4 separate regions of the Mus musculus genome follow, and regions 1, 2 and 3 are each linked to region 4. Evidence: chromatin loops called from intact Hi-C (ENCODE). Cell type or tissue: heart. All regions are shown on one strand.

The links. Peaks named below come from ENCODE experiments on the same cell type or tissue, not always from the same donor. Only the 100,000 strongest peaks of a DNase experiment are listed, where the experiment ranks them.
Region 1: a loop joins it to region 4, with 8 times the contacts of the local background. A loop is called at or near these places in 9 of 42 quality-filtered maps.
Region 2: it touches region 4 in a loop (8-fold over the local background); 4 of 42 quality-filtered maps call a loop at or near these places.
Region 3: it touches region 4 in a loop (5-fold over the local background); 4 of 42 quality-filtered maps call a loop at or near these places.

The regions. Positions count from the first base shown.
Region 1 is chr8:11,094,404-11,102,403 of GRCm38, reverse strand. No RefSeq gene overlaps it. Among named protein-coding and RNA genes, the nearest start is that of Gm15418, 89 kb to the left of the region's middle. In heart, no CTCF peak of the experiment used is centred here; a DNase peak (open chromatin) is centred at 3,743; H3K27ac peaks cover 879 bases.
Region 2 is chr8:10,880,497-10,888,496 of GRCm38, reverse strand. It overlaps B930025P03Rik (RIKEN cDNA B930025P03 gene), which reads left to right and starts at 6,043. Exons shown (of 6, transcript NR_040705.1): 1 at 6,043-6,085. In heart, no CTCF peak of the experiment used is centred here; a DNase peak (open chromatin) is centred at 4,846; H3K27me3 peaks cover 1,372 bases.
Region 3 is chr8:10,644,423-10,652,422 of GRCm38, reverse strand. No RefSeq gene overlaps it. Among named protein-coding and RNA genes, the nearest start is that of Gm32330, 25 kb to the left of the region's middle. In heart, no CTCF peak of the experiment used is centred here; no DNase peak of the experiment used is centred here; H3K27ac peaks cover 2,655 bases.
Region 4 is chr8:11,169,407-11,177,406 of GRCm38, reverse strand. No RefSeq gene overlaps it. Among named protein-coding and RNA genes, the nearest start is that of Gm15418, 14 kb to the left of the region's middle. In heart, a CTCF peak has its summit at 3,343; DNase peaks (open chromatin) are centred at 3,916 and 5,666; H3K27ac peaks cover 4,360 bases.

The DNA of each region.
Region 1 (8,000 bases), 75 kb after region 4:
CTAAAATAAAGTTAATGTTTTAGTCTGCCTTGAACTTTTAACTCTTGCTGGCCCAGTTTCTTCACCTACATTCTTCATTGGAATGGCATTCCTGAAATTAATGCATGACTTTTTACTTTATTTTACTTAATTTTTTATTTCATATTTCCTCAACTATAGCCCTTTTAGATTGACTTACAATATTGGCATCTTCTTAAAAAAAAACAAAAAACAAAACCTGCCATCTGAAATCTTATCAACCACCAGAGCTCTCTCCTTAGATATGAATTAAATGGGTGGCGCACGCCTTTAATCCCAGAACTTGGGAGGCAAAGGCTGGCAGATTTCTGAGTTCAAGGCCAGCCTGGTCTACAGAGTGAGTTCCAGGACAGCCAGGGCTACACAGAGAAACCCTGTCTCAAAAAAAACAAAACAAAACAAAACAAAACCAAAAAACAAAAAACAAACAAAAAATTTTCTGCTCACCAGAAACAGCAACACCAGTAGCAACAGTAAGCAATAGTAACAACACTAGCAACAGTAGCAATAGTAACAACAGTAGCAACAGTAGCCACAGTAGTAACAGTAACAACAGTACACCCCAGACACTTCCCTCTAGGCTCATTCTCCTCCCTCCCTCCCTTTCTTTCTCCCTCTATTCCTTCCTTTCTTCCATTTATCTATCAATCACTATTCTATCTGCTGCCTATAAATATTATCTATAATTTATTTTTCTGCCTTTCTTCAATTTATTATAAATGTCACCTACTTATCATCTATCAGTCTATAGCTATCATTTATCTAAATATTATCTACCTATATTTCTTCAATCTGTCTACCATCTGTAATCTATCAATTTACTATCTATTTATGCACATATCCTTTATTGTCATCTATCTATATATCTATTGATCTACCACCTACCTGTCAATTATCTCTGCCTAGGTCTAAATGTCAGCATCTTTCCATAATTGCCATGGGACAGCCCAAACCCAGTGTGATAGCATTGAGAGGTGTGATGGGTGGGGGGTGATCAGGACCTGATTGTGAATTCAGTGTCTTTATTAGAACATACAGGGGCCAGCTGCCCCAACGGGAAGACACTGAAGAAGGTGATGCTCTGTGAAGCAGTAAGTGGGTGGTTCAGAAGCCCATTGGATGTGAATACCTCAGTTTGGTGGAAGAGAGGGGTCCCCATGGCTACTTTGTAATTTTCTTAGCTTGCAAGCCTTTGAAACTTGGTGCTTTGTTCATGCAGTCTGAAAAGACCTTGATGCTGGCACTGTGCTGGCTGGTCCTGTGGTTCTGGGCTGTAGCAGAGTTGCTTTTGCTGGGCAACCTGGAGGCAAGTGGATTTTCTGGAAAGGCCAGTGAGTGTTCCTAGACAGGTGAGACTGGGAATACGGAAGGAGGTAACCTGGAGTCAAGAACCTGGGACCTCTTCCCCCAAACATCTGTGCCAATTTCTAGCCTTGACTCTTAATGACTTATTGCTACATCCATAGATCAGAGAGCATCTGTTAGTATTCATCAGAGAAGCTCCTCCTTCTTGTAGTAGATGGTAGTTATCACAAAGATCTCCTAAAACTGGTTAGTGTGCAAAGAATTAGAGGTTGTAGAGTGCTCAGCCCTAAATGGGTGTCTGGTAGATACCGGATGGAAACTAATAACATAGGCATCTCAGTTGCTATTGATGGCAAACTTATTTAATTGCCCCTTTATTTTTAGGTTTAGAGAGAACAGAAAGTGGGTCTGGTAACTGGTTCTCAGACAAGCCAGGACACGCACTGGGGTGACCAGTTATCCCCAAAAACTAGGTGGAATTCACTTCTTAGAGGGCTTCGGAATTTCTGTATTAGAGGAAGTGCTTGCTGAAATCCTTTCCACTTACTAAGTGCTACTTTGGAATTGCACAATGTATTGAAGAAATGAGTTAGCCCTGGCTGTGTTTGGGCACACAGGAGGAGGAGGAGGGACACAAGTGGGAGGTGGAGGTGGTCATGGTGGTGGTGGTGGTGGTAACTAACTCCTCTTGAGGGGTACAGAGCATGATAAGCAATAGGAAGAAGGAAGCAGAGACACCAGGTAGGAGCAGACACGAAGCCCCAGTCCTTGGGCGTCAGTGGTCACTGCTACAGTGTGGCAGCAATTACTTGGGATGTTGCATGTCTTAATGTGCATCTGGTTTTGTGACCTCCACCAGGGAACATTCCTAGACACACAGGCCATAACACTTCTCTTCCTCTGGGCTCGCACCCCACTGTTCTCCAGTGCACACCTTCAGGAGCATACTTATGTAGTAGACACACACAGCTCTCCACCTATTCACTTGCCTCCTTGCCAAACCTTTTCCCATCCACCTATGACCCTCTCCCTCTCTGACTTTAGCCAGGTGACTGACTGTAGCCAGTGAGTAGCAGCATCTCCAAGGCCAGAGAGACCAGCAGGTACCTGTGTGTGCTGCCATTTCCTTGTTCTGATGCTCTGTCTGGTCACACAAACTTATCTGAGCAATGGAAAGGCAGGTGGAGTAAAGTTGAGCCTCAATCCTCTTCTCTGAGGTCCCTGGAGGCAAGCAATGGCTCTGAAAACCCTCATTTGCAAGGAAATACAGCTAAACCTGCGGAGCCATCTAGTCAGTCTGCACTGACTAGCAAGAACTCAGATCAGCAGGAACCCAGAAGTGGGGATGCAGTGGACACTTTGTTTAACTGAACATTCCTGTTTGTTACTTAGCATTGCTGGGGCAGCAGATGGCGGATACACTCACAGGAGGCTGATGCTCGGCATGCTGGGAGCTCATTGAAAGCACAGTAAATGATCAAGTGCTGAGGGAAAAAAAAGATAACTTTTCTGTGAGATCACGGAGCCTACAGCATGCCTGGCTTGCTGTAGCACCCATGAGAGCCCATCAAAGCATGTTACGCAGTCTGAAATCACACTTGATAAACTCAATAATTTCTAGTCCTGTTGGAGCACCCGGCTGGCAAATGTGGGCTTCAGTTAAGCAATGTGAACCGAACAACGGAGACTGGAAGCCGAAAGGGAAACCTGTGCCCCAATTTCGCTTCATGAATTCCAAGTGTTTGGTGATAAATCTCAAAATGATCTAAGGCTTATTTTCCCAAAATGCCAGGAGGGAAAAAGTATAGAAAGGGGGCCATATTTTATAAGAACAATGGTGTGCCTGTTACAAACACATATATATTTCTGTTCGTCATTATGGAGGTATTTGTGCGCTTGCCAAGTGTGCTGCATGCCTCAGATTTAAAAGGCTAGAGAAAGATGGTTTTAATAAAGTTTCCTAATGTAATAGAAGACACATAATAACATCCTGCTTCAAATCTCTGGGAAAAGAAAAGTTCTTTTTGAAATGTTTTTCTTCCCCCTTCAAGAATTATTTTCAGCTAACAAGAAGAGGAAGGAACCATGAGGCCCTGAGCTGCCCCGTAGACTCATGGCTGCCCCTTTTTATGTGGTTGGTTGATGATATTATTAGGGGTTCAGTTACTCTGTAATCAAATGAAACAGCCAGAGAGCTAAAGGTAGGGTGATAAATGAGGTCCCCCAGGAAAGCCGGATTTCATTTCTGTCATGGGTCAAATTGGCAGATGACCTCATGTGAAATCAACACACGGAGGTCTGTGTCTTGTGACCCAGCGCTGGTGCTGGAAGACGGTGGCTGTCCTCACATGAGCACAGGCAGCCCTTCAAGTCACGGCTGTTACATAACAGCAAAGCAATGACACGGGATCTCTGCAGTCACCAAGGAACCTCTGGCAACCAGTCAGCTGTGACCTCAGCCTTACGCACGTCAGAGCTGTAGGTCACAGGGACATTTGTACCTGCTCTGTGTCTCGTGATTTACTCTCAGGAGTAAAAGCACCGGGTTTTATTGTTTCTCTGCTCTGTGGATTCTGCTGAAGGCATGTGCTCGGGGGGTGGGCAGCAGAACAGGACCAGCTCGTGGGCTTGGGAAAAACCCTGCTTCAAGTCATCAGCTGGTTCCTAGAAAGGAAGGAGTTTGAATGGCACCCTTTAGAGTCAGCAGTGTGCTGGAAGGAGATAGTGACCTCAGAGCTGTTTGTGAGGATGGAGACACCCAGGGGAGGTGCTGTCCTTAGCAAACAGGCAGAGGTGGCTATTCCTGATTGTAATCAGGTACTTGTAGTCTGTGGAATTGTGTCAAACTAGGACAGGTCCCAGAGGGGCCGCTCTATGATAGTCTCATCATCCAGCCCAGGGCTCCTTGCTTTGAAGAAAGGGTCATCCCCCAGAACTCTGTTCTGGCTCTCAGAGCCTTCTCCTGACTCTCAGGCTCACCCAATTTTCTCTGCTTTGCCACCTCCTGTGCTCAAAGGGGTGGTAACAAGATCCTGTGGTCTCTGAGTGCACACGTAACTCCTTCAGCAGCTGTTCTTTGTGGGTTTTTTATTCTTCCCATGCTAGAGAGGAGGGAAGTGAAGTGGAAGGCTAATCCTGGCCCAGCCTGCTTAGCAGAGGCATCCCACGTCTGCCTAGGTTCAAAGCCCATGTGACTTATGAGCTGTTTCAATGTGTGTATGCCAGGCTCTTGTCAATCACCATCTTTGAGTGGTGGGGTAGACACTGCTATGATGTGGTGACCATCCACCATCAACACTACAGCATCTGTGACTAAAGCCGAGGACCCTCTATCACACAGAGAAGTCCATCGGATGGTCAGAAGGCTTGGCATTAACAGTGAGGATTCTTGGTTGGGAAGAAGAACATAGGCTTCAGACTGACTCATAGATACCTTTTTCCATCTCTTTGCCTCTATAATCTCTCTCTTCTACCTATCTGCCTATCTTTCTATTATCTGTCTATCAATCAATCAATAAATCATCTATCCATTATCTCCCTATTATCTATTATCTGTGTATCAGTCATATCTATCATCAATCTACATACCTATTATCTACATATCAATCACATCTATTGTCAATCAATCAATCTACCTACCTATTATTATCTATCATATATCTATCAATTACATCTCTCATCTATCATTTATTATCTCTCTATCATAATTATCTAGTATCTATAATATGTCTCTTATTTGTTATCGATTTCCCATCACCTGCCCATCCATCCATCCACCCGTCCATCCATTCTCCCACACATATGCCCATACTATATCCTATTGCTTCTGTTTTTCTGGGAAATACTGTCTAACTCAAATGTTCTTAACCCACATTTCTCAGATTTCTCCTGGCCTTCTCAGTGTTATGATGGGAAGCTGTCTGTACAAATGGCAGAAGACAAGTGAGTCTCAGAATATCACTAGTCTTGTTGGTACTGCTAATCCTATAAGAATTCAATAGTAGTGCTAGGTTTGGCTCTGCTATAACCCTTCACTACAGAGCCTTGCCCTTAGTTCCATGCAAGCCAGGACTATCATCAGCCTTAACTATACAAGTAGTTGGGTATTCAACTATCCACTTGAATTACATGAGACTGTATCTTCAAGACTGGACTTTCTCCCAGTTGACTCCTTGATTTTCAACCATTATAAACACATTGATAAGGACTGGCATATATGTGGATAGTAAGCAAGTGTGCAGACAGCGTATGGATACAGACCTGCATGATTATGTTCAAAGATATTGATGTAGAGATAGACAGACAGATAGATGATAGGCAGATGGTGTGGGTAACATAGATGCATGTGAAAGCTACCCTTATGACTCCCCTGAGTCTTCTGGAGAACATGAGAGTACCTTTTATCTGTGGGTATTAGGTGTCCCTAAGCTATTATTGACTAGGGTGGCTTCATAATTCCTTGTCTGAATTAGAATGGTTCACTTGAAGATTAGAGGATCCCTTGGTGACTCCCTCAGGTTTTGTGTCCTTGTTGGTTGGACTGTGTCTTCCTTGTCTCTTTTGTTCAAGGTCATATTCAAGGCTGATCTACTACAAAGTCTTTCAAAGACGAGAAAAGAGGTAAGCAGCGTCCCAACACATTTCACAATATTGCCGACGCCCCTTTTGATCGATCACTTCTGATGTTCTCCAGCATATACTCCTGGTGCACTAAAACATTTCCAATGTGTGATGATGGCGTGTGCTTCACAGCTCTTCCTCTAACTTCCTATTTCCTGAAATCTGCTCCATAACATTTGCAACTCCTTGACTAGGGAGGCTATGGGTGTTGACCTTTTCCCTGTGTCTAGAGTCCCAAGTTCACTGTCTACATCTCTGTCTAGCAGGTCTCTTTTCCACGGCTAATCCAGAATGCCCTTCATTGCCCCACCTTCTCTTTCCCAAGTAAAGATTTCATTAAAGGGTTAACTGTGGAAGGTTTGTATACCTGTTTCTCATCCACGGACATGAGTGTCTGAGCAAGACGGTCCATCAGCTGAGCTTCACCCCTCCCTCAGCATGGGGCTAAACTTTGCCTTTCTTGGACAATGGGATATAAACAGCAAAACATCAGCACAAGCAAGGACTGACTTTTGTCTGGAGTTGATTAATATCCCTGTGAGAAGATGCCCAGGCAAAGGTGCTGCACTCAGATACAGGAGGGGTGTGGAGCAGAGCCATGGACAGCACCTCATACAGGCACAGCCAGCTCAGGCTGTGACCGTATGTGAGTCCATCAAGATTCGATGAAGCCCCTCTCCTAAGTCTGAAGGCAGACATCAAGAATAGATGCTGTGGTTTGAGGCACTGAACTCCTGGGTACTTCCCACACTGGCTTATTGGATCCAGACGACTGATCGATCTATACCGGCATTTTAAACAAATACCTAGTTAATTCTGAAGTCAGTGTGATGTAGCCTGAAGATTGAGAATGTTTGTAGATGGGGAATAGCAGAGAATTGGCTTTTTGATCCAAGCTACTTAAGCATTTTTTTCTTCTGTGAAGCCGAGAAGAAGCTTGCTTTTGCTTGGTTGTTGTTTCGATGCCTTTTTATGGGCATCTTCCTTAGCTGAGAGCTTGGGTCTTCTTTTAATCTCTTGATGTGATCTATTAAAATACACTCGTCTTCCTCGAATATGAGCTACTGCCGTTCTCGTACAGCCTTGGCCCGAAGTCGCTGGTGTTTTATTTGGAATTTTAATAAGCCTTTTCACAGTCTCCCACTCCCTTTTCTGTAGCACCTCTGTCAGGCTTGGGGCTCAGAACTGTTCTGGGCTTTTGGGAGCATTGGAGAGGTCTCCTGTAACTTCTTCCCCTCTAGTGCAGCTGTGCAGTGTGCTAGCAGAAAAAGGGCAAAAGTCCCCAAATGCCAGGCCTGGCTTCTCTGGGAAGCAGCACCCCACAGGTCTCATGTCTTCTGTTATATGGTGGGCCATGGGCTTATTCCTCCGTAGGACTTTTGGGGAAAATCTCCATTCCTAACCCTCTAGCCTTAAGAGCAAATGTACCCATTTCTGTAATTTTCCCCAAGTTATAATCACAGAGTTGGCCGTGTGTATTATGGGATGCTTACCATGTTATTAATTTTCTACCCACCATGTTCTCAGGCTTGATTTTGTATACCATGCTTTCTCGTTTTGTTGTTGTTGTTGTTGTTGTTGTTTTGTTTTTTGTTTTTTTTTTCTGGAAGCTACTGCCAGATGCTTCGCATTCTGGTTCCTTTTTCTTTTTCTTTCAAAGAACAAGCTCTTAGATGTGTTATCAAATCCGGTTTTGTTCTATTTCTGCCCTTGGTTTTCCTTTTTAAGAATCACTTCCTTCCTCCTGCGTTGTCTCCATCTATTAATCTCTCACGGTGAATGCTCGCGTTTGTTCTCCTTCCTCCTCGTCTAATAACCAGTGCTTTATGGACAGACACTGCCTTTGAACAAAGCTTAATTTTATTCACTGTGGTTAGTATGCTTGGTCTGTGTTATTTCTCCCTCTGAAAGTCAGTGTGGCATTTTGTATGTGGTCTGAGGCAGCCTCAATGTCTGTAAATGTCCTGCAGATGCCCTTAAAGAACACACAGCTGTCTGCCAAGTACTAATAACAATGATATTATTTTCCCACCCATTTACAATACTCTCACTCAGAT
Region 2 (8,000 bases), 290 kb after region 4:
GGGAGAAACTCAGAACTCAGGTAGCCTTGGAGATGGGAACAGGTATCAGGCGGAGGGACCAGGGAGCAGACCAAAGTGCCTGTGAGGTTCTGTTCAGGGTCAGTCAGTACTGAGGCAGGAGAAGGCCAGGTACCCAGTTCCTTTGTATTGAGGCTCCTGTGTCTGTCCAGCCCCTGGAAGCAGTCCTGTCTCATGAGCTCTGAAGGTCCCGGACCTAGGCCTCATGCCATGCAATGAAGATGCCCCTCACCTGAGAGCATCTGAGCGTTTGTTAAGATGGCGTTCACACATGAGATCATGCTCTCAAGTCCTAGGTGGACAATGCCTGTCGGTCTCACCATCTCTGGCACTGCATCTTCAGGATTCCCCTGGTTCCTGCTGCTCCTGAGCAGTCATATGAACTGGGAAGAACAGAGTTTCCTTCAGTGGTTCAGCCCTCTTCCTGGAAGCTTGCTCTTCAGTATTTTCTCTTGTTATAGCCTTCACACTGGTCACCAGGAGTAAGCTTTTGTGTCATAGAGGACTGCCCTCATACAGGCTGTTTGCCACGGCAGGAACAGAGGACCCTTCATCAACCTTGTTTGTCATCTGCCTTGCCTCTGTACATTTTACCTTCTATGCACTGTAAAGTAATACCTCATGGAATTTACACATGGCCCAAGTCCTCTAGTTACCAAAATGTAAGGAGCATCTCTAAGCTACACAATCATGTAAAGCCACTTGGGTAACTTAAACTATAGCAACCTATTGGTGCCTTTCTGTGCACCAATCTCACCAACAGCTCTGGACCTGCACACGAAAACATCTTATCCTCTCTGAAACATGGTCAAAGATGACACAAACCATCTTCTCGTAGGTAAGGTAGCCCAACCCCATGCTGTGGAAGCTAGCTAGCTCACAACATGGCCAGGTGGAAGTCACAGGCTGGCAGGACAGAGATAGCGAGGCCGTCTCTGTGAAACAACAATTGCCTTAGTTTCTCCTTGTGATGTCCTGTGCCTGCTGCAAGCTTCTGTTTTGATTATGAGACCTCTGACTAATTAAGTATTAGTCCATTTGATTATCTTTCAGGAGACAGGGCTTCCACGGGAAATAATGATTTATTCATCTCCATAATAAAATTGATTTTTTGTGCGCATTTCTCATTTGTAGTCGAGGCAACCTGGTGTCTTCTGGGCTGACGGCTCCAGGAGTCTACACTGCGTGTGGCTTTCTCAGTTAACATGCAGGAAATTGAAGTCAGCCATTTAACCTTTGTGCCTCAGTTATTCGATCTGCAAATGGGCAATAATTAAACCTTTGTTAGAGAGAGGAAACAGGGACTCTGGAGGGACTAGAGGCCTGATGAGCCCAGCATTTACATTTGTCAGAAGCCTGGGCATGTAAAAGTGCTCTGTGTGCATATAACATGACCATGAAAGGTTTACATTCAGCAACACGTGTTAGCCATGAGCTCACTGCGAGGCTGAATTTTAAAGATGGCAGACCATGTCTTTGATATTTAATGACTTCCCAACATGATGATAAGCCACTGGCCATACCATGCAGCCCTTCCAGTTTATAAGAGCTCTGACTTCTCTGATGGAAGAAATTGGAAGGGGACCATGGGCAGGAAGTAGAAGTTTATGAAAGCAAACATTTCATGTCTTCCCTAGGTCTTCTCAGAGCACAGAACACATGCTCTGTGTCAGTGGTCCTTAAAATGTGACCCCCACATTGGAGGGATGTGGCGTTAGGAGCTGTGTCCCAGCAATACTTCTGTTTATGTTGTTGTTGTCTGCTTTCCCTGAGTGGCAGCATAACAGCGGGGTAGCTGGGGGCACACTCAGCGTGGATGAGTGGGGAAAGCACAAATAAATAAGAAAGCATTAAACACATGGCTGTTAGCTGAGTTATTGGACATTACTCAGATGATCATGGTGTGAGACTCTTTACCACGGTACTCAGTGACCAGGACATTAGTCTCAAAGCTTGGCAAACTGGTTAAACAGGAACACTTTGCTTTAAATCTGAACTCTTGCACAGGCTCCACGGTAACCTTTGCCTTTACACCTTGAGGTATCCTACTCTCCTGGAGAATTTACCTGTAAGGCCTTAGTGTCAGTTTCTGCACAACTGAGGAGCCATCATATCTATTTGGTGCCTTAGAATGGTGATTGTTATGTCAACTTCACACAACCTGAAATCATTAGGAAAGAGTCTCTCAGTGATGGGGGTCTACACTGGCTTGGCCTGTGTATGTCTTAGGATAGTTGATACCTAGTTTAGTTCATACCACCATGGGTGTTACCATTCCCTAGTCAGAGGGTTCTTTGCTGTATGAGTGGAGGAAATGAGCTGAGCAGGCAAGCATGTGGTTAAGTTTGCATGCATGAATTTCTCTCTGCTCTTGACTGGATGAGATAGGATTATCAGCTGGAGTTCCTGTCTTGACTTCCCCACCGTGATAGGCTGTCCCCTGGAAGTGTGAGCTGAGATACACCCCTTTCTCTAAGATGCTTTTGTCACGGAATGTTATCACAGAGTTTTATTATAGAAATAGAACTAGAACAAATGTAGGTTTTAATCTACAAGGGAAATTCCCCATAAGTTTAATCTGTTCATATTGAAGAGATCTTGCATGCGACTCTCAAAAAACTTGAAAAAAAATACAGAAAGAAATATAAAGTGTGGGAAACATGATAGGAGTTGAGGGTTGCATTTTTAGGGTAGTTTTGGGGACAGAGAAACTCATGTATTTAACTCGTTTGTTTGTTTCAGGACCGTATTGTGAAAACCCTTTTATTTTAGTGCTGTGGGTTTTGTTTTGTGTTGTAATGTTTCTTGTGGTTTAGCAGAAATTAAGCAAATGAAAGAAAGAAGAAATGCTAAAGTACTATAGGCAGGGCCTACATCTCAGTATGGAGTGTGCTTGGGGTACTTGGTGAAGGAGCGGAGGGGGCAGTTTGTTGGGGGGCAAATGGGACATGAAAAATGGGAAGGCAATGGATGGATTGAAGGGAGCAGTATAGGAAAGAGGGAACCCCAGTACCATTTCCAGCCCCTGGTCTCCTGGGGAGACATCGGTCTCTCTGTGCACACTTCACAGATGCGAGTCAGGTGCCCAAACCCCTAACAGGTCTAGGTATCCACAGTACAGGGCAGGATGTGGCTGGCAGAAGAGATCCTAGACCACCATCTTTCTGGATCTCGTGTTCTTCCGAAGAGTAGGCTAACTCTTTGCTAATGCACAACGTGAGTGTCTAGTGCTCATATGTGAATATAATTGCCTGTCTAGTAGGGTAACTTACTAGAAGGTGATGTCATGGTCTCTCTCTTACATCATCTCTTACTCTGTATCTCATGCTATCCTTCCAAGTGCCTCCCAGGTCCCCACTTGCCTTTCTTATGAAGCTCTTCCTTAACCCAAGGGAAACACCTTTAGTGTTTACTATTTTCATTGGAGACAGCATCTAGGCTGTTCTGGAACTCACTATGTAGCTCCAGGTTGGCTTTGAGATCCCAGCAATCCTTTTGTCTCAGTTTACCAAATGCTGGCATCATAGGCATGAACCTCAATGCCCAGCTACACTTTGATCTTCAGAAAGCCTCTTTAATTATTATCTCAAAAACACATGGCTCTGTGGTGGATTTTCTTTTTCAGTTTCCTTTTTGAATTTATTTATTCAGGACCATAATTTCCTTGGGATGAAGAGGTTAGTTTATCTTTATGCAAGTCTGTTTTGAAGACAGAGCTTGTATGCATTGATAACTAATGACAACTGTAAATCATTATCCGTTCAGTTCCAGAGTCAGTGGCGAGAGTTTGGAGATATGGAAATGAAAGAAAGAATGACAGATGATGGTGGGACCCTGTACGCAGCCTTGAGACCCTCTGCAAGGCAATGAGATAGCTCAGACAGCCACAGAACACTGCAGAAGATGTGAGACCTGAAGACTGTGATGAGATCCACAGATAACTCTGGAACTCTCAATACAGCTGTGGGACCAGTAGATAGTCTTGAGATACTTCAGATGACCGTGGAACCAACCAACCAACAACCCTAAGACCTTGGGACCCTGAAGACAGTGATGAGACTCTGCAGATGGCCATGGGACCCTGTAGGAAGTCATAAGACCCTGCAGACAACCATGAGACTCTGCAAAAGGTCATCAGACTGTGGAGATGGCAATGAGGCCTTGCAAATGGTTGTGAGACCCTGCATATAGCCAAGAATCTCTGCAGAATGTCATGAGACCACCCTGCAAATGCCATGAGACTACCCTGCAGACGATCATGAGACCATCCTGAAGATGGTCATGAGACCATGCAGAAGCCATGAACTCTTGCAGTTGGTGATGGTGATAGTGATGGCCCTGGTTGACCATGCAGTTCATCATTGTACGGACATTGCCTATCGTACCCCTTATTCTTGCAGAAACCTTGGAAAACATGTGACAGTTCAATGGGGAATGCTGAAACACCTTGTCATCATGTCACCGAAGACACAGGATGACCATTCCCTATCCCAACCATTTGGTGCAGACATACAAGTATTCTCCACTGATTGCCTTAGTTCTCAAAATTAATATTCTATGATTATTTCAAGCATTTGTTCTCTGAAATATATGGAATATGATTAACATGATCCCTAATGTTTAGCTCTTCTTCAGTTCTTAGAAATACAATTTACCTGAAGGACTGGAAACACAACAGAGAGACCTCAAGGGTGTTGGGCTTCTGGTTGCAACTTTGTGCTGGCAAAGTTCACCCAGAATTCTGCTACTGCAAACACCTTGATATGCTGAATAAAAATAGAAGACGCCTCACTCCAAGGAAGGGACCAGATTCCAGAACCGAAGCCAGCCCTGTGGCAGTGAATGGGAGCAGCTGATTAGTGGAGGGCACTGGCGGTTGGAATCAGCGCCAGCCCAGACACACAAGGACAGAGGAAGAGCTGAACCTATTTGACCCGTCTTAACCCGAGATCTTGACCTGTCAGTATCCTCACAGAAAAGGCAGCAGCACGCTCTATCTGAGTTTCCTCTTAAAGGGACACAGCCAAAGAAGCAAGACAAATTACCCCTTTCTCAGGAAGACAGTGGAAGATTCTCTATGTTCTGGGAAGAAAACAGAGTCAGCCTAGAATGCTGATGCAGAGACACAGCGAGGGCATGCCAGTGCACTTTTGGACAAGTGCTAGTGTGCTGCAGGAAATGTTAGTTGATGGAAAGTCTGAAAACTTCATGAAGAAGAGGGGCCTGCTCCGTGGAGGGCCTGAGATGAAAGAAAGGCACTGAAGGAACAAAGTCAAATGTGTGCTGATTTAAATGAAGGCCGAGCATACGGAGCAGGAGCACGGGCCTCTTGGGACTAACCTGAGGCTGTAGAAGTTGTCGCAATGTCCTGGGTGTCTCTAAAGACTTATAAAGAGCGCATGCTTGTAAAGAAATGAACGAAAGAGAACAGGTGAGCAATTAAATGTATTCCATTAAGTGCATTATAAAGGAGTGGTGAAAACCATTGAGGTGAAATTCCAAGAGGAGAACAAGATCGATCACTCGGCACGCATATGGGGAAAACCAAGATAGATCACACGGCACATATGTGCACAGAACTTCAGAATAGCTGCTTCACCACCATGTCCAACAGCCATCTGACACATCAAAATAGCATCGATCTTATGGGCATGTGGGTGTACATGTGTGTGTACATACATGTATACATGACTGAGCTGTAGCCTCCACTCACTCATTTGTTGGTATACCAACCCTCTGTGCAACTGTATTGTATTTGGAGTTAGTTTGCAAAGAGATATCTAAGGTTAAACAAGGCCACAGGCTGGGCCTTTATCCAATATGACAAGTGTCCTTCTAAGAAGATTGGGAAACTGGCATGTTGGTACCAGGGAAGAGAGCATCTGAGGACAGAGAGAGAAGGCACCAGTTGCCATGGCAATAGTCCTCAGGGAAAACAAGACCGGACCTCTAGACATCCGGTTTTTGCATGCCTCCCATTTAGTTAACAGCAATCTGTTATGTACTCTCAGTGGCCACACACACACACACACACGCCATTCTAGAACAGATAAGGATGGTCGAGAAGGTGAGGAGACACGAATCAAGTGGGTAATGTGTGGCTGGAGGTGTCTGTAGTGGGGGTGGGGAGCTGAGCATGACTGAGGCAGAGGATATAGAGCCAACTGCAAGAAGCAGTGAGCCAGGGTCCAGCCTGGACAGCGCTTACTCGTCCACCTACCATGGCTCACACCTAACTACCTGTAGTGTTCACTCCTATGCCGACTGTATGCATGCATGAGGGGTGGGTATGAGGGGTGGGTATGAGGGGTGGGTATGAGAGGTGGGGATGAGAGGTGGGTATGAGGGGTGGAAATGAGGGGCAGGCTCTGCAGCAGCTAGCATGCTCACTTCTGTTCTCTGCTGTAATACCTTGTTTCTACTCAGGGTGTGAGTAGCTCTTGTATTGGACTTTAGTATAGTCAGGGTTGTTTATTTTTCTTCTTCCTTTTCTCCTTCATTTTGTTGTGTTTTTAATTAACTGATCATAATTGTGCACATCTGTGGGGTATAATACGATGTGTTGCAGAATGATTATGTCAGGTATATTAGCTTGTTTATTACTGTGAATTTGTCATTTCTCTGTTGGGAGGACATTTGTAAGCCCCTTGTTTAGGGCTTGGAAGATGCTTTGTAGGAAAGGGCATTGTGCGCTGCAAGATGAGGGTCTGGGCTCAAAAACCTTAGCACCCATTTAAAAGCTGTGTATGGCTGTGTGTGCCTGAACTCCAAAACTGGGAGGCAGGGATGGGCATGGCTGTATGTGCCTGAACCTCAATACTGAAAGTCAGGAACAGGTGTGGCTGTGTGTGCCTGAACCTCAATACTGGGAGGCAGGGATGGGTGTGGCTGTATGCACCTGAACCCCAATACTGGCAGGCAGGGATGGGTGTGGCTGCATGTGCCTGAACCCCAATACTGGGAGGTAGGGACAGGCATGGCTGTGTTTACTGAACTCCAGTATTGGGAGACAGAGACAGGCATGTCTGTGTGTGCCTGTGACCCCAATACTGAGAGCAGGGACAGGCACTCAAGAGCTTTCTGTACAGCCAACCTAGCTAGAACTTTTACATGCGTCTCTTCTCAGCTCACCGTTCTCAGGGTAACCCGAAGGGAGGCATAGATTTTACCGGCGGAATTTAACGTAGCACTATATCAAATGTGCTAGAATGTCCATTTCACATGTCACCTTCTATTTCCATCAAATGAGCAACCATATTGTCTCGGGGAGGGGTTGTCCTCCTCCAAGACTCCACTGATGTTTCAATCAGCCAGCAGACACATCCTAGCTACCATCTCTCCTTCGTCTATTGCTTCCCGGAGACTCGGGATGCGCACAGATAACTGTTGTCCTCCAGCTCACTGACCATGACATCACCAGGTAGGAAGATGCTCCCCTAGCTCCCAGATGGAGATATCCGGAGGCGTGGCTTGAAGTGCTCTGAAGCTGCCATCGGTTTTGTTTTAATCACCTCAGATTCTTTTCATGTGGAGATTGGATATGGAAGAGCCAACTTCATCTCTCCCTTCCTTTGGGGCCTCCCAAACTTTTGGTTCCTTGAAGCTGTAATTTGGGTACTGTCTGCCAACACGAAACATTAACCTCTGTCAGGGCCATCGCATCTCTGACTTATCCCCCCCCCCCACACACACACACACACACGTGATTTTTTTAATGCTGTTTTCGTTTTGCAGAACTTGGGAGAACACCTAAGCAAGGTAACTTACAAGCTGTGGGCTGGGCAGCTGTGCTGAGGGCAAGTGTGACAGGAGAGAAGCGGGGACTGGGCAGCTAGAATACTTCCGGTCCTGAATACTGAAGGTCAGCAGAACGCACACACGTCGGTGCTGTCTGAGTCCTGGGACCTCTGGGCACCATTTTGTTCTGGGAGGCTGCTTTTCTTTTGTGAGACCAGCACAGTTGAGAACACAGCGTGGAAAGA
Region 3 (8,000 bases), 520 kb after region 4:
TGAAACTGGACTGTTGTGAAAATGTTCCATGTCGTAGAAAACGACTCTTAAAAATGTTCTTCAGTAGACTCAAGATGAAGAGAACAGGCCTGTGAAAAACCAGCAGCTGCCTTGGTTCTGACAGGGCTCCTTCTCTTGGTCCCCCTTGAGCTTGTGATTCTTTCCATTAGGGTTCCACTTGTGTCTTTGGTATGATACAGACATGGAAGAAAAGGGACAAGGCATTCCCATTTGGGTGTCTCTAAAGCCTTCCTAACACAGTTGGTCCACTTTGCCAGCTTGTGCCTCTCTGCTGTTAAAGGAGGTGTGTGCCCTGTGCTTGATAGATCCTGCTGAGCTCAGGACCTTGTGAACTATTACAAGTTGGAGTTTTACTTGAAAAATAATGCCCGGATTAACTCAAGGAACTTTCGAGAAACCACTTAGTTCCCTCAAGTCAGCCATTCAGATTTATACGGTGTGTTTGAGAGTTCCCTGCTAATGAGCGCTTAGCAGTATTGATCTGTGAAACTCCCAACCTTACCTTGACTAAATCCCAGAGACAAGAGCGTCAGGCTAAATTTGGCAACTGCTTAGACAGCTGTAGAAAAGGAGCTTGATCTCTACAGAAAAACCGTCTGCTGGACTTTGAGCTTTGAAGCCGGAACCCTGAGGGGGGAGGGGGATATGTTACTGCCTTACAGGCCTGTGGGCATTACCTCATATGTGTAAAACTATCCAGCCGTGCTCCACTGTACCCTGTGAAGACACGCTCGCTCGGGGAATGTTAAGCTTGGGAAGACCTGGATTTGTGACTAGAAGAGCAGTGAAGTCAGAGACCGGTGGGGACACTGAGGAGGGAGGGAGGTGGCACATGACACCATTCATGTTTCTAAAAAGGTCCCATGACTTTAAAATGTTTCACAAAGTACATATTTTAGAAGAAGCGTATTCCGAGGGCACCTGTTAAACCTACGAGCTCCCTGGGTGTGATGGATCATGACGATAACCCAGCACCCAAGTGACTACAACACAAAAGATACCAGTGGCTGTGACATTTACTCTCCCCTGATATGGAACCAATGACAGACAAAGGAAAGACAACAGGAAAGTTCAACTGGTGAACTAATGAGTCATGGTTCCTTATGCAGTATGGCTAAGAGCTTACTTATGGGGCAGAAATGACTCAAAACAGTGGCATCACCAAAGCCTACCCCAGCATGGGTGACGACGGGCTCACAAAAGCTGGAGACCTGAAGCTCACTGCACAGTTCCACAGGCTGCAGAATCAATCTCTCTCTCTTTCTCTCTCTCTCTCTCTCTCTCTCTCTCTCTCTCTCTCTCTCTCTCTCTCTGCATCTAGGCTACCCTTTCTAAGCAGCTCCACTTGTCTGAAGGTGCCTCCCAGAAACCTTTACTGTATAAGCTTGGGGAGGGAGGAGCTTAGTGAACCCAGGTCAGTTTCAGGGACTTCCTGGAGCCATTGAGTTGTTTACTTCCTCACTTTAATCCTTGCAGGATTGTTCTTAAGGGGCCTCCCTCTAAGATGGAAGATTTTATCTGGGGGGAACCTGTTATGTAACTGTCACATGGCAGTCAGTTTGCATACAGAAGCAGGACCACAGTCTTCAAGCTTTAGAGAGTCACATCATACAAAGGAGTGTTTCTACAACACTTCAACACTTCTCAGTACCTGATAGCCTGTGACTGTCTGTCCCAAAGCCCTGTGATTGTTTCTTTTCCTTCTTCAGTAATTTTACACCTGCATAGTTGGTGTGGAATGGATGGTAGGTGTTAAAGTGTGGAACAGGTTGACTCAGACATGGATATGTGTTTCTGAAACCACCAAGGCCATCAGAATCGCACCCAGCAGCTGCCAGTGTTTATGTGTGCCCACAGCACTTCCAGCATACCTACCCTACCACATACCAGTGTACCTATCCCTGTCCTTTGGTATCTGGCCCACTTTTTGCCACTGGTTAATTTGCACTTTCTAGCACTGAATGTCAGTGGACCCAGTGGACCAGTGGATACTTTGTGTTCCTTCCCACCATATAGTTAGAGAGACATTGTGTGTGTGTGTGTAGGGGGGTTGGGGGGTGTTGTTGGAAGCCTTCTACCATTGCTGAGCAGTGCTCCATCAGAGAACTCTCCTGCCATTTGTCCTGTTGCCTCTTTAAGGACACTTGGATCTGAGGCTACTACAAATAAAGCCACATTAAGTGTTCATATACAAACATCTGCTTTCCATTGCCTTGGTTAAATGTGTTGAAGAAAACTGATTGAATTATATGATGGGCTGTGTTTATATTCTCTAAAGCTTCCAGATTGTTTTCTATAGGGGCTGGGGAAAAGGCACACACAGAAAAAGGGTCTTCTGTAATCAAGAGGACCTTGTACCCAAGTGAACACACTGGAGAGATGGCTCAGTAATACTGGAGAGTATACTACTATTGCAGAAATCCAAAACCCAAGTCCAGTGGGTCACACCTACCTGTAACTTCATATCCAAGGTTTCTGACACACTCTTTTAGCCTCTGTGGGCATCTGTACTTATGTACAGTAACCCACACATAGACACATAATTTAAAATAAAACAGATTTAAAGCAAACAATCAAATGTGTGTACTGTGCTGTAATCCCAGACTCAGGCAGCGAAGACAGGAGGCCTCCTGGAGTCTACTTGCCACATAGTTTAACCAAAGTACTGAGCTCAATGAAAAGACCCCCATCTCAAGAAAGAAAACTAGAAAACAATTAAAGAAGGCACCTGAGACAGTCTTCTGGTCTCCACATACTCATGACCACACATGTGTGAGCACCAGCACAAATGAACACACACAAACATAGACACATATACACATATGCATAAGCACACACTAACAAACTCATACACAAATTCACACATGTAAACACATACACACACATACACATAGAAGCACATATGTACATACTCACATACATAGTCACACACGTTCACATTCACACACTTACATACATTTATATATATACACACAAACACATACACACATACAGGCACATACACACAAACACTCTAATACACACATACACACTCATATAGATACACACACATGCACATATACACATACTTAGGCAATACACACATAGACATGGACATATATACACATATGCACACACACATATATAATCACAAACACACATACACACATATCCACACATTAATGCACACATACACATATACATTCTAACACTCATACACAAGAACACACACATATACACAAACACACAGACATACACATATAGACACACAGATGCACATACACACATACACAGATATACACACACACATTCACACATTAACATACACACACATACACACACACACACACTCTTTTGATTAAGGAGATCCAACCTTCACCCCTCAGCATGAACAGAGTAGACTTTTTCCTGTATTGAAGTTGGCGTTCATAATTTCGTGTTCATTTCTCTCCCCATCACAGCTGAATAATCTGCAGAATGTGATCTAAAGGTGAACAGATGAACAGAACCTCGTATGCCATGGAAGCTGGTGGAAGGCACTGGAGAAGTTCCTAGAGAGTGTCCCCCGCTTATTCTGAATGGTGACTGAAGTCAACATACATGAGAAGAACATTGGAGACCGTAGATGACCCCATCCCACTCTCCAGAGAACACAACAGAACACACACAATAACTTGCTGAGTAAAATAAGGACAGAGAAGATCCCCCCCCCCAAAATAAAATAAACAGTAACCCATGTGGACTGCTGTCACTCTCAGGAGGAATAGAAGAAGTACCCGATGACTGTCTTGGGCTTACATTCATGAAGAACAGAAGTCAGTGGCTGTATGTAGCAGGTGGAGACACCTTATGTTTGTACAGTTAGAAGGAAGAGAAAAGGAGGTGGGGTGGAAGAAGGACGTGGGGTTAGAGAGAGGATGAAGAGAGGGAGCAGGTGGCCACTGAAGGTGAATTTAGATCCAGCCAAGTGGTCACTTCTTGAGTAGATTTTTTTTCCTTAAGAATTAGTGTTTGGATGGAATCCTCTCTGAGCTGGAAAAGCATGAATCTCTTGCCTGCCTGCAGACATCCCCACACACTACTTGCATCCTGTTGGATGTTGGTTAGGAGACCTGTTCCTCCATCAGCCTTCTGTATCTCCAGCAAAGCCTTGGACCCTCCAAAGTGAAGGGCACTCTGCCCTTCTAACACCTACTCTTTCTCACCTTGTTGTAACCACCCCTGACCAGAGCAGCCTGTCTCTGCATCCTCTGTGCTATTCTTACACTGGATGATTCTATGGTTGCTGTGTGCCTCATTACTTTCTTGTAAGCAGGAGCAGAAGGGAGGGAAAGGAAGAAGGTGGGAGAGGAGCCAGCCAACCTTTCTTACTCTGGTGCCCTGGCATCAAAAGTCCAGACAAAAGGCAGAGACACCACACATGGCCTTCTTAGAAATACTAATAATCTCAGGGATTCACACTACAGGACTAGGTCTTATTCCTTAACACACAACAAAGACTGCAGGGCAGGATGCTGGAAAAACAGCCAGTGTGGTGCAGAAGACAGACAAGAGAAACCTTAAAAACAAAGGTTTTGTTCTTAAGAAAGAAGGGCACAGACTGTGTACTCTGTGGAGTTTTGCTTGTTTCAATCTAAGTCCATTCTTCTAAGGACCTGTGGATGCTGGAGGGAAAAAATCTGTTTTTTGTTTTCATTTCCTTCCTCCCTTCCTTCTTCCTTCCTTTGTTTCCTTCTTCCTTCCATCCTCCTTTCTTCCTTCGTTCCTCCCTTCTTTCTTCCTGTTCTTCCTTTGTTCCTCCCTTCTCTTTCCTTCCTTCTTTCCTTCCTCCCTTCCTCCTTTTCTTTGTTCATTTGTTCCTTTGTTCTTCCCTCCCTCCCTTCCTTCCTCCCTTTCTTCATTTGTTCCTCCCTTCTTTCCTTTCTTTATTCCCTTTTCCTTTCCTCCCTCCCTTAATTCTATTGTTTCTTCCTCTCTTCTTGTGCTCCTTTGTTTTTCTTCCTCCCTCTCTTCCTTCCTTCCTTCCTTCCTTCCTTCCCTCTCTCCCTCCCTCCCTTCTTCCCTTCCTTCCTCCCTTCCTCCTTCCTTTGTCCTCCCCTCCTCCTCTCCTCCCTCCTCTCCTTTCCTTCCTTCCCTTCCTTTTGTTGTTTCTTCCTCCCTTCTTATGCTCCTTTGTTTTTAGTTTTTTCTTCCCCTTCTCTTTCTTTCTTTCTTTCTTTCTTTCTTTCTTTCTTTCTTTCTTTCTTTCTTTCTTTCTTTCTTTTTTTCTTTCTTTCTTTTTTTTTCTTTCTTTCTTTGTCTCCCCTCTCTCCCTTCCTTCTCTCTTCTTTCATCCTCCATACCATCCTTTTTTCCTTTCTTTTCCTTTCTTGTGCATTTGCTTGTTTGGATTAACAAAGGCATGCTGAAAGTGATGATTCCAAACTGCTAACTGTGCTTGCTGTGAGAAAATTTAAATACAAGTTCCCAGTAGACATCACAGTTCTACATAGATGAGTTTTCCCATCCGCTCCATTGTACATTTTCCCACTGGTTTTCTAGGCTAGGAGTGGAAACTAACAGAGTGTTTGGGAACTCAAAGTTCTCTGGTTTCTAAGTCTCCCTGGAAGCGCTGGTCCTATGCTCCCCCTTATCAGTGTGAATCAGAGATGAATCAGAGTATCCGTGTGCCTGGAGAATTAGAACCTCCACACGTGGCAAGAGACGCAGAGTCACTGTCTCAGAAAGAAAACATCTCAGCATGATGCAGATGCTAGAGACCGAATATTCCCGTCCCCACGTGGTTCTGGAAGCCACCCAAGTTATTAATAGCCATGGTGACAGGACTGTACATTATATTGTTTCCTCGTCGATGGAACGGAATGTCAGGCTGTGGGGACTGTGACATGGAAAGTATGTGAGTTGGCTCTGTCTCTCCCCTTTCTCCTTTTGAGGCCTTTCTGTCCTGTGTGCTTTTTCAATACTGCCTGTGGGCAAACTTTGTAGGGAATGAGAAAAAAACAAAAATGGCCTCCTAGAAACATACTGGTGGTGACCCACAACTCATTAAAATAAGGTGGAAACATTTTTGTCTCCCCCCCCCCCCCAGAGCATGCCCCCAGCTTGGCTACCCAGAGTTGGCCATATCTGCCCAAAACAATAAACCCAAACCTCCAAATTGAACATATTGGATGGAAAGGCTCGTGTTTTCCCAGGCTAGCTTCAGATGTCCATCTTATCTAAAGGAGAGCAACGTTACTGATTCTGAGATGGAGGTCAGCTTGGGAGAGACAGTATGCTGCTGCTCTCAATGAAGGCAGGCCAGCACCAGGGCAGGGGAAATGGGTATCTGGGTGAGACCAGCAAAGGCTAGCACCTTCACTAGGTGTTGCTGTGTGCTTGTTCAATCAGTGGGACTTCTTGGATGTGCTTGCATCTAGCATTGGAATGGCAAGGTTTCTGCACACAGCGTCCCTTACGTAACTTCCTCTCCAATCTTGTGTCTTCCTCTTCATGCTTACACAGCTTCTCACAAGCTGGGGGAACCCATCCTTCTGTGTCTTGCTTCGACATTACTCTAGACTCTTCCTCTCTGGACGCTGGGTGGGTAATTGATGTTCTTTATGCTGATGTCCAGGTTGTCATGGTCTCATGACCGGAACTCTAGCTTGCTTTTGAGAGTTGGGCCAAATATAAGCTTTCTGCTTGGTGAGTACATACTCATTATGTTGTAGTATGGACATCAGAGCTATGTACAGTCTTTTTCTAGTTAGCGGGCACTCATGCAAACATAGGGACTTTTATTTTCTTACAAAAACTTGAAGATGGAAAAATTATTATTTATAAAATATTGTAAAATATCAAAATTGAGGGCTGGATAGATGGGTCAGCAATTAAGAGTGCATATTGTTTTTCCAGAGGACCTGAGTTTGGTTTCCAGCACCCATAAGACATGGCTCAGAACTGTCTTTGAGGATCTGGCACATCTAGTCTCTGAGAGCATACATAAATGCGCAGACACAGACAGACAGACAGGCAGAACACACACACACACACACACACACACACACACTCATGCACACATGCATACACAACACACAATTAAAAAAGAAATTTACACCACTGTACCCCGACCTGAACAGTTATCTAGCATTGGATTTTAGTGTGTATTTAAAGCACAGAGTAGGACATCTGCTCAGGGCTTCTCCAACATGCTTCTTTTATGATTTGCCCAGGGTCCTTAAATTTTCACTTTATAGTTCCTAATCAACTTTACATTGAGCTGTGGCCTTTCGGCCTTCTATGGAAGACACACTGGTGGGGAGAAAGTGTGTGAGGTGTTTGAGTCTCCTGTGACCTTCATTTTTAGGAGAAGCTGTTTGACTTTGCTAAGTTCCTGCAGACCACCTTCTGCTCCTGGAACCTCCCCAGACAGTGCTGACCCCATGAGGACTGAGAGGCAGGATGTCTTCCTACTTCAAGTCATTTTTTATTCTCCATTCAGCAAGCAGCTCTCCCCCGGGGGTGTCAGCCGAGCCACAGACCCTTGCTTGTATTTCTTTGTTTTAGACATATCTGAGGGCTTTTCTTGAATGTGCTTTCATCTTCCTCTGGCCAGATCTGTGCTATTCCTTGAGAAGAACACTGTCCCTTTTAGACTTCCTGGCTGGGACAACAACAGCCTTCTGGCAGCTCTGCCTTTCGTTAATTATCCAATTATGATAGCAATAATGAGACTTGAGGGCTGTGCTCCAGAGATTTGCATACACTCACCCTCTTGTCTCCAGCTCCCCCGCCCCATCTCTGTCAGTTTAGCCCAGTGTTACTTTGAGTGGCTCTTCACAGGCTCCTGCACTTGGCTTATCACTGTGACTATTCTGTGAATCTTGCCTTTCCCCAGGTGACATCAAACAGGGACAGGCACATGCGTATAGTTCTTTACCTGTGGATAGTCTGAAATTACTTGCAAAAGCAAAAGGCTACATCTCCCTTGGCTGTTTAGAGATCCTCTGACAGTTAAA
Region 4 (8,000 bases):
TCTGACCTTGACCATGAATCTGACTAATTCTCTCACATTCCTGTTATCTAAACTTCTGTACAAAGAAAGGTATGGACTGTAGCCTGGAACTCTAAACTAAATCCCCCCAACTTTATTTATTTTTTGCATTGCTTGCCTTTTTTCAGAGTATTTTTTATCACAGCAACAAAAAATGAAACAGGACAGTGACCTTCTCTGGTCATTGCAGATAGAGTTATACAGAGCTCATGACAGAACAGGGTGGGCTCTGAACCCAACAGTATTGATGTCTATGGGAAGAGACCTCATGTGGAGCCAGCCGTGCACGGAAAACTGTGAAGATGGAGTGTCCTCCCGAGAATCATATCCTGCAAGCCAGAGGGCCCAGGCAGAGGGGTCTGCAGCAATGAGAAACCAGATGAGGTAAGAGAGGTCCCACCTTCCCCAGACTGGGTACGTACATTTCTGTTGATGCTTCCAGTCCCAGACAGTAAAGAGTAGATTTCTGGAGGGAATCCCGACTTGTGCTGTGTTGCCACAGCAACCTTAGGATGTTAACAGGCCGTTTAGTGTGCCCAATCCTCTGCCTGGCTGACTCTTATCTCAACCCAGACTCAGCTTCACTCTACCTATGTCTACTCCTCCAGGGAGTGGGCATGACAGTGAAGCGGTGGCCTTTGCAACAGCACAGAGAGGTTCTGACGTGCCCTCCACGGACACCAGCTTCTACTACCCACAATTCTTTTGCTGTGGTGCACCCAAAGGGCAGGAATGGGGCAGTGGGGAAATCAGCAGAGGCCTATCTCAGAGCGTGTCAGCTCAAGGTCTGGAATTCACGGGGTATGGCCTAGAGAAACTTGTTCAACCTGTTATTTAAAAAAAAATTAATAAAATATTTTGAATAGGTAACATATTCACAGGATTCAAAAATACATCAAAAAGGAACATTGTGAAAGCACCCTCCTCTTCCATATTTACCCACCTCCTCCACGAGCTTCTTCCCCGCTGCCCCAGGAAATATCTGATTAATTGTTCATGGGCTTCTGGTATTTTTGAATGCACATAAAAGGAGATAAAAATCACATGCTTTTATTCTTTTCTCTTGCTATTCCTGGAGAAAAGCTTGCACAAGATGCGTGCTATGCATGCTGCATTTATACCTAAACTGATGGGTTTTCCTCTTGGGGAGGGCAAAGCCAAACCAAGCTTATCCAGAAGTTATGGTGAGAAGATTCACTCCCCTCTCCCCGCGCACCCCCCCCCCCCCCCGCTCCAAGGAAAGAGAGCAACGGCATCATTGCCAAAGCAGACTCCTTCCTAACAAAGGAAGATTGGAAACTTTTGGAGCTGACAACAACTCCTCTTGGAAAACGGTTTGCGGCGGGCACATTCCCGAGCCTGCTCAGTTTGAGATGCACACTACTGAGCATGCTCACTTCAAGGTCCTAGCTCAAGAAAGAAAGATGGCTGATACATTGCGGTGGGTGGGTGGGTGGGTGGGGGTTACGTATGCCTCGCTCGGGGAATGGAGATGTATTGAAAGTTTAGAACATTCGTGGGCATGTCTATCTTATGTCATAAAGATGGCTGACATGAATACTTCTGGGTCTCTCAGCTTTTGTTGTGCCTAGTTTCTTCTCCCAGAAAGAGAGTAGGGGTGCTCAAAGGAAAAGCCACTTAAAGGCACACAGGCCTCCGTTCAGTTCGTTAACCTGTAGGTCTCCATCCCATAGCGAATTGCCTCTGCTTTTCTTTTCTTATTTGTCCGTTTTTCATTTAAAAATTGCTTTTTAAAATAATACTAGACACATTTGTGAAATATTTAAAAGTGTTCATTCCTCGATACCCCTTCCATTCCTAACGACCCCCCTCTTCTGGCCAGCAACCTCTCCTCTTGCTTCAATGTCTCCCCTTTAGTTATTGTAATCCATTTGTGCTGGTTAGTTCTCTGTCAATTTGTCACAAGCTGGGGTCATCATGTCAACTTCAATTGATAAAACACCCCCATCAGATCGCCTGTGGGGCGATCTACTAATTGATGATACAAGTGGGAGAGCCTAGCTCGCTGAGGGTAAGTGCCAACCCTGGGCTGGTTTTGTTTGTTTGTTTGTTTGTTTTGTTAAAGCGGGCTGAGCAGGCTATGGAGACTCAGCCAATGAGCAGTATTTCTCTATGGCTTCACTTTCTGCCTTGAGTTCCTGCCCTGGCTTCCCTTTGTAATGAACTACAATTATAAGGGAAAACTAAACCCTTTCCTCCCCCAAGAATATCCAAACAAGGGATCAGTGGCTAATTGGACGCATGACTGCAGGCACACGTGCCCAGACAGTCCTTGATGCCGTCATAGGAGATAAGCTGGAAGGAGTTTAACTGGGCACACCTCTGCAATTACTGATAACTAATGCTGGCATCTACGGTCTGTCTTTCGTTCCTCATGACTCTCTCCTGTCTACAAGCCTCTTCACTCCCAGAAGTGTGGAATGAAGACATCTCCCTTGATACCTCTTTGCACTAATGAACCACAAATGATTGCTATCTTACTAATGAGAACCATCACTTTTGTGGAGGTCAGATGTTTGGCGAGGGTCTCTCTAAGCTGAGCCAATCGTTATCAAAGGATGGTTCCCTTTGGAAGCCCCAATGGAAAATCCATTTCCAAGTCCCTGGCAGCCCCGGAGTGGCTGCTCTTCTTGGTAGGTCAAGAACCACATCTGACCCAACAGCTATAGCTACATCACTTGAGGAAATGCCACAAAAGGAGGTTTACCTTCAATCCATCATGTGCTCTGTTAGTCAAGACTACTTACAACGCAGAGGTAAACCCACCCCTGGTGAAGTTCCCAGAGATCAGGGGACGGACCACTCAAGTCTCTTAACATACAGAGCCAGAAAGCACCTGGAGTTCCAGAGGCCAGAAAGTGGTAGCTTGGGCTGAATGGTACAGAGGGGCATCTCAGTTGTGTGTGCAGAGTCAAGGTACTATTGCCTCTTTCCACTGTGGGACAGAACCTGCCTCCAGCCCAGCACCCATCCTCTTCCTGTACCCCATTGCTCACTGAACCCAATTGTCCTCAAGCACCCCATAACCTCACATCACATAATCTCCTGTCCTTCATCCTTCTCCCTGAACCCCATCCTTTATGCACCCCATCCTTCCCCCCGCACGCCATCCCCCTCCTGTGCTCATTCTTCCATTCTTACACCCCACCCATTTCCCTGTACCCTAAAGCTACGACTGTACCCCAATCTCCCCCGGAACTGCATCCTCTGCACTGCACCCCATCTACCCTTCCTTGTTGAACTCTAGAGCCTCAAATCACCCAAGGGCAGCCGGGGGTTGTTTCTATTTCCGAATTGCCCTAGGGGGCAGCACACTCCACACAAAGCGGCACAGCCTGAGACACTCTCTTTTCCAGCCCTGAACCTGAACAGAAAGGGCAGGTCATCTCCTGGTTGGCCCATTCCTGCTTTCCTTGTGGTTTCTCTTGAGCAGCCAGCACCTGACCACCATATGGGTCCACCCATAAGCATAATCGAGTGTACACACATGCGAGCACTCAAACATGCTCACACACACACACACACACACACACACACACACACACACACGAGCATGAGAACAAACACCAGCACCCACACCCCACACCCCCACCACCACAGTGCCAGCCCCTGACTCTGCTCCCCACCCCCACCCATGTTCTTTGGCTACAGTTATAGGAAAAGACAGCCCTGGGCTCCCTGCCACGGTGCCCTCTTTGGTTTCTGTGGTGTCCTGTAAAGGACACCTTGGCACGCTAGGTGGGTGACAAGGGAGTGCACATGATTTCCAGGGTGATCCCCGGGCCTGAGTTGCTGCATGTGTCTCTATTAGGAGCTCCTGTGTCCCTGGGTCTGATGCCTTGGTGTGGCCCTGACGTGAGCAGGAGTGACGCTCTCTCTGTGACTCACCCGCGTCCACAGAGAGTAACCAGGATGCCAGGCATGCCAACCACTCAATCGAGCACTTGGCACTATGTGAGCCCACAGCTGCCAGCAGCATGCGACCAGAGGCTCAGCAGCCTGGGAGTCTCCTGTGCCTCTCCTCCCAGCTGTTCCTTGGAGGGGCCGTTGGTCCTGCAGAAAGTGATTCCCATTGCAGGTTGGATAGAGAACCTCAAAGAGGGGCATTGAGCAGAACCACTGTGAAGCTGGATAGAGTGCTCCTTGGCCTCCAGTCCCCTTGTAGCTCCCTGCTGAGTATCCAGCTCTGACCTCACTGTGCTTACCTGGAAAAATGAAGGGCGCAGAGGGAGTTTATCCTTTTCTAGTTCTGCTTGTCGATGTGTGCAGGCGAGGTCATGCTGCAGTTCTAAGGAAGGCAGCTCCTGCTTCTAGCATTTGTGGATCCAGTTGTGGTACCCTGGTCCTAGCCCCATGGTCCATGTCACTTCTTCTCTGTGTGTGCCCACCCCACTCTCTCTTTAGATGGATCAGGGTTCTGGCTAGGCCATCAAAATCTCGTTTTGTTCTAAGTTGTCATAGCTGCAGAGACGGATGTCCTTGTGAGGTGACATCTGAACTGCTGTCGACTTGACCATGCCGTTTTGGTGGTGTAATTCACCCAGCAATGCTTCCTTTGCAAGGCTGTGAGGGTTTTGTGCTCCCTAAGACTATTTACTAAACACTGTTCAGTTTCCTCTCAATAAACAACAGCTGTAAAGACATAAACCTCAGGCAGGACTACCCTCCCGCCATCTTCTGCTCTTCCCAAGCTTATTGGAAGCTCACCTTGCCTCTGCTTCAATTTACTGCTCAGGCCTGTGTGCCCTACTTTAGGGTCTGCTCAGCACAGGCCCTCAGACTCTATATTCCTTCTAGGATATAGAACGACTCTGAAGATGGGTTTGGGCAGGACCCACCATTCTCTCACAGACCAGATGTTCTGCAGTTGATTCCACGGTTCCAACCAGGAGCCGTCTCTCCTCTTGACAAATCATCCCAGAACTTTAAAGTAGCTCAGAAGACGGAGTGAGCCAGGAATCCCAGCTCTGTCACTCTCCATGTTAGCAAGTGAGTTCACCCTGCCTTAGGCCTGTTATTTGCCCCCTTGAACCTGAGGAGGACCTGTCTTCTGTATCCACAGCCATCCCAGCCCACAGATCCTCACAGACTCTCACCATTGCTGCTCACCACACAGCAAGAATCTTAGTTGCTCCTTATTGGGCCTTACACGCCCGCAGCCATGCAGAATGCAAGACAATGCAGCCAAGCAGCAGAAAGGCCTGGGTCCCTGGGAATTTTTCAGAGTCCCCAGAAAAGCCACCAAAGATGGTTTTGAACCTCACTCCCTGCACCTCTGAACTATGGTCATGACTGTGAGGCTCCACCTAGTTAGAAAGACCCCTGGAATGATATCCTACTGTTGGCTAACTAGACTTGTTCCAAGCTTCACCTGTTCCTGAGAAACAGAGAGTTAAGACATGTCTATTTTCCAGGATAAAGGAGACCCTGTGCGCCTCAGTCCCTGGAGATTTGTGCAGCTGTGTGACTTCTAGTGGATGGGTGCACTGCTTGCTAAGTGAGGAGACCAAGCAAAGAACCTCAAGGACTGAAAGGTTAGATCTTAAAAAAGGAGCAGAGAGCGTTCCCCAAGCCTGGATATGGGCCTGGAGCTCAGATGACTCAGACCTTTGGCTCCTGTGTCACATGAGGGAGACGTCCACACTCTGTTACTCTGGATCTGCTGCTGCCAGCCGCTCTTGGCCGGCGTCCTGAGAGTAAATGCCACACAGACTGTGTCCCGAGGAGAGTGCATGGCATTTTGTATTCTTTCGGCTCCTAGTTATGAGAGGGTGGACAATATTGCATATCCTTCCTACCCTGGGGATCCTGTCCTATAGTTTAAAATATCACATCTAAGACAGAGATACCCCAGATTGCAGCAGGGGCTGATTGCACAGGGACACTTGGCCGGCCTGACTGATAACATCAAGGCACCAAGTTCACAGGTTCAGGGGTCCTCTGTGGACTTCCCATTCATATCTTCTTCATATCATTGGGCAAGATTATATTAAAATGACGTGTATTGGAGGGCTGAGACTTTAGGGATGGCAGCAGCTGTCATGTCTTAGGCACCATGAAAAAGGTAGGCTGGACCAGGAATGGGGGACATGCTGAAAGGGCGTGGGAGGCTCTGAGGCACTGGGTCATTCTCTGAGGAGGACAAATGAGTGTCAACAACTTGAGGAAGGGTTTCCAGTGGGTGATGGTCTGGGAAACTCCTCTTGAGGGGCTTATCTTCTTATTTACTTGGCAAGGGTAGGCCAGGTGACCTGACCCCCAAGCCCCAGTTCCTTGCAGCTCCAGAGGTCAGGCTGTTACCTGCTCTCTGAAGGCATTGCTACCGTCTGACTGAAGTATTCCCCAAATGTGGCAGCCCAACCCGCAGCATCTGGTCAGAGATACATCGGGGCCAGCCTGGAGCCACTGAGTTAGCAGTCTGGGAGGGACCCAGATACCAGCTTTAAGCAAGATATTCCCCTGAGGGGTCGTGTCACAGCTCATAGTGTGACAGTATGTGGCTTACTTGAGCATTACTGAAAATGTGTCCTATCCCTCCCAAGTGTGAGGGGCTGAGAGCAGCCTTGTCTTTCTGGTTATCCTTTTCCAGGTATTTATTCCAGGACACGTAGCATGCAAAGATCCAGCCATGGGTTCACAGAACATGGAAGAACAGGTCTACCCACAGAACAATGGTTACATGAACTATGTACAGAGATTCACACACAGGAGTCTCTGTTCTCCAAGTTAAAAAGAGCAAATCGGTGGTTATGTTTCCAGCCCTGCAGAGATGACTGCGCTCCACTGGAAAAAGAAAAAGAAAACAAAACAAAACAAAACAAACAAACTGTAAACCAAACTGTAAAGCAGTGCAGAGAACAGAGCTTGCTCACGGTTGGGAGAAACTGACCTCACAAGCTGAAAGATACTTCAGTGTGCTGCCAAAGAAAAACATGTTATTTATTACTACTGTATATATGAAGTGTGTGGTGTGTGTGTGTGAGTATGTGTGTATGTGTGTGTGTGTGGTATATGTGTGGTGTGTGTGTGTATGTGTGTGGTGTGTGTGGAGTGTGTGTGGTATGTGTATGTGGTGTGTGTGGTATGTGTGTGTGTGGTGTGTATGTGGTATGTGTGTGTGTGTGTGTGTGTGTGTGTGTGTGTTGTGTGTGGTATGTGTGTGTGGTGTGTGTATGTGTGCATGTGTGTGTGTATGATGTATGTGTGGTGTGTGTGTGGTATGTGTGTGTGGTGTGTGTGAGTATGCCTGTGTGTGTATGTGTGTGTGTGTGCATGCCATGACATACATGTGGAAGTCAGAGGACAGCTTTAGGGAGTTGGTTTTTTTTCCCTCCACCATGTAAATCCCAGTGATTAAACTCAGGTCCTTGGACCTGGTGGCAGATGCCTTTACGCACTGAGCCATCTTACAGGGGTACATGTGGTAATCAATAACCACCCTGTGAGAAGATGGAACAGTCAAAGAGTTCTACAGAGGGAGTCGGTGCCCTGCCTTTACACAATGCTTACGGTTGTTCTTAGCAGGCAGGCTATGCTAGCTCATTTCCTTATGCCTGCCTTCCGTGGAAACTGAAAATAAGATTCCGTGGTGCCTGGAGACATTAAGTGGACCTCATAACATAACATCTATATCCACACTAAATAAATTAATCTCAGCAACAAACTTTGCCTTAAACAAACCTTACTTATCCCTGATATTCTGTGGACCTGTCTGCCCTGGTGCCACTGGGAGGAGCCAGGCCCAGCCACCGTTGACATAGGCAGACAGGAGAGTACAGCTGTCCAATGAGGATTGCGTCATCATGGTGACCAATGGATGAGGGTGGCACAGGGTTGGTGGATAAAATAGAGACATTAAAATGTAGTATGACTAAGGAGAGGAAGGCAGGGAGGGAGAGGCAGACAGACAGACAGAGACAGAGAAAGAGAGACAGAAACAGAGAGAGAGAGAGAGGGAGAGA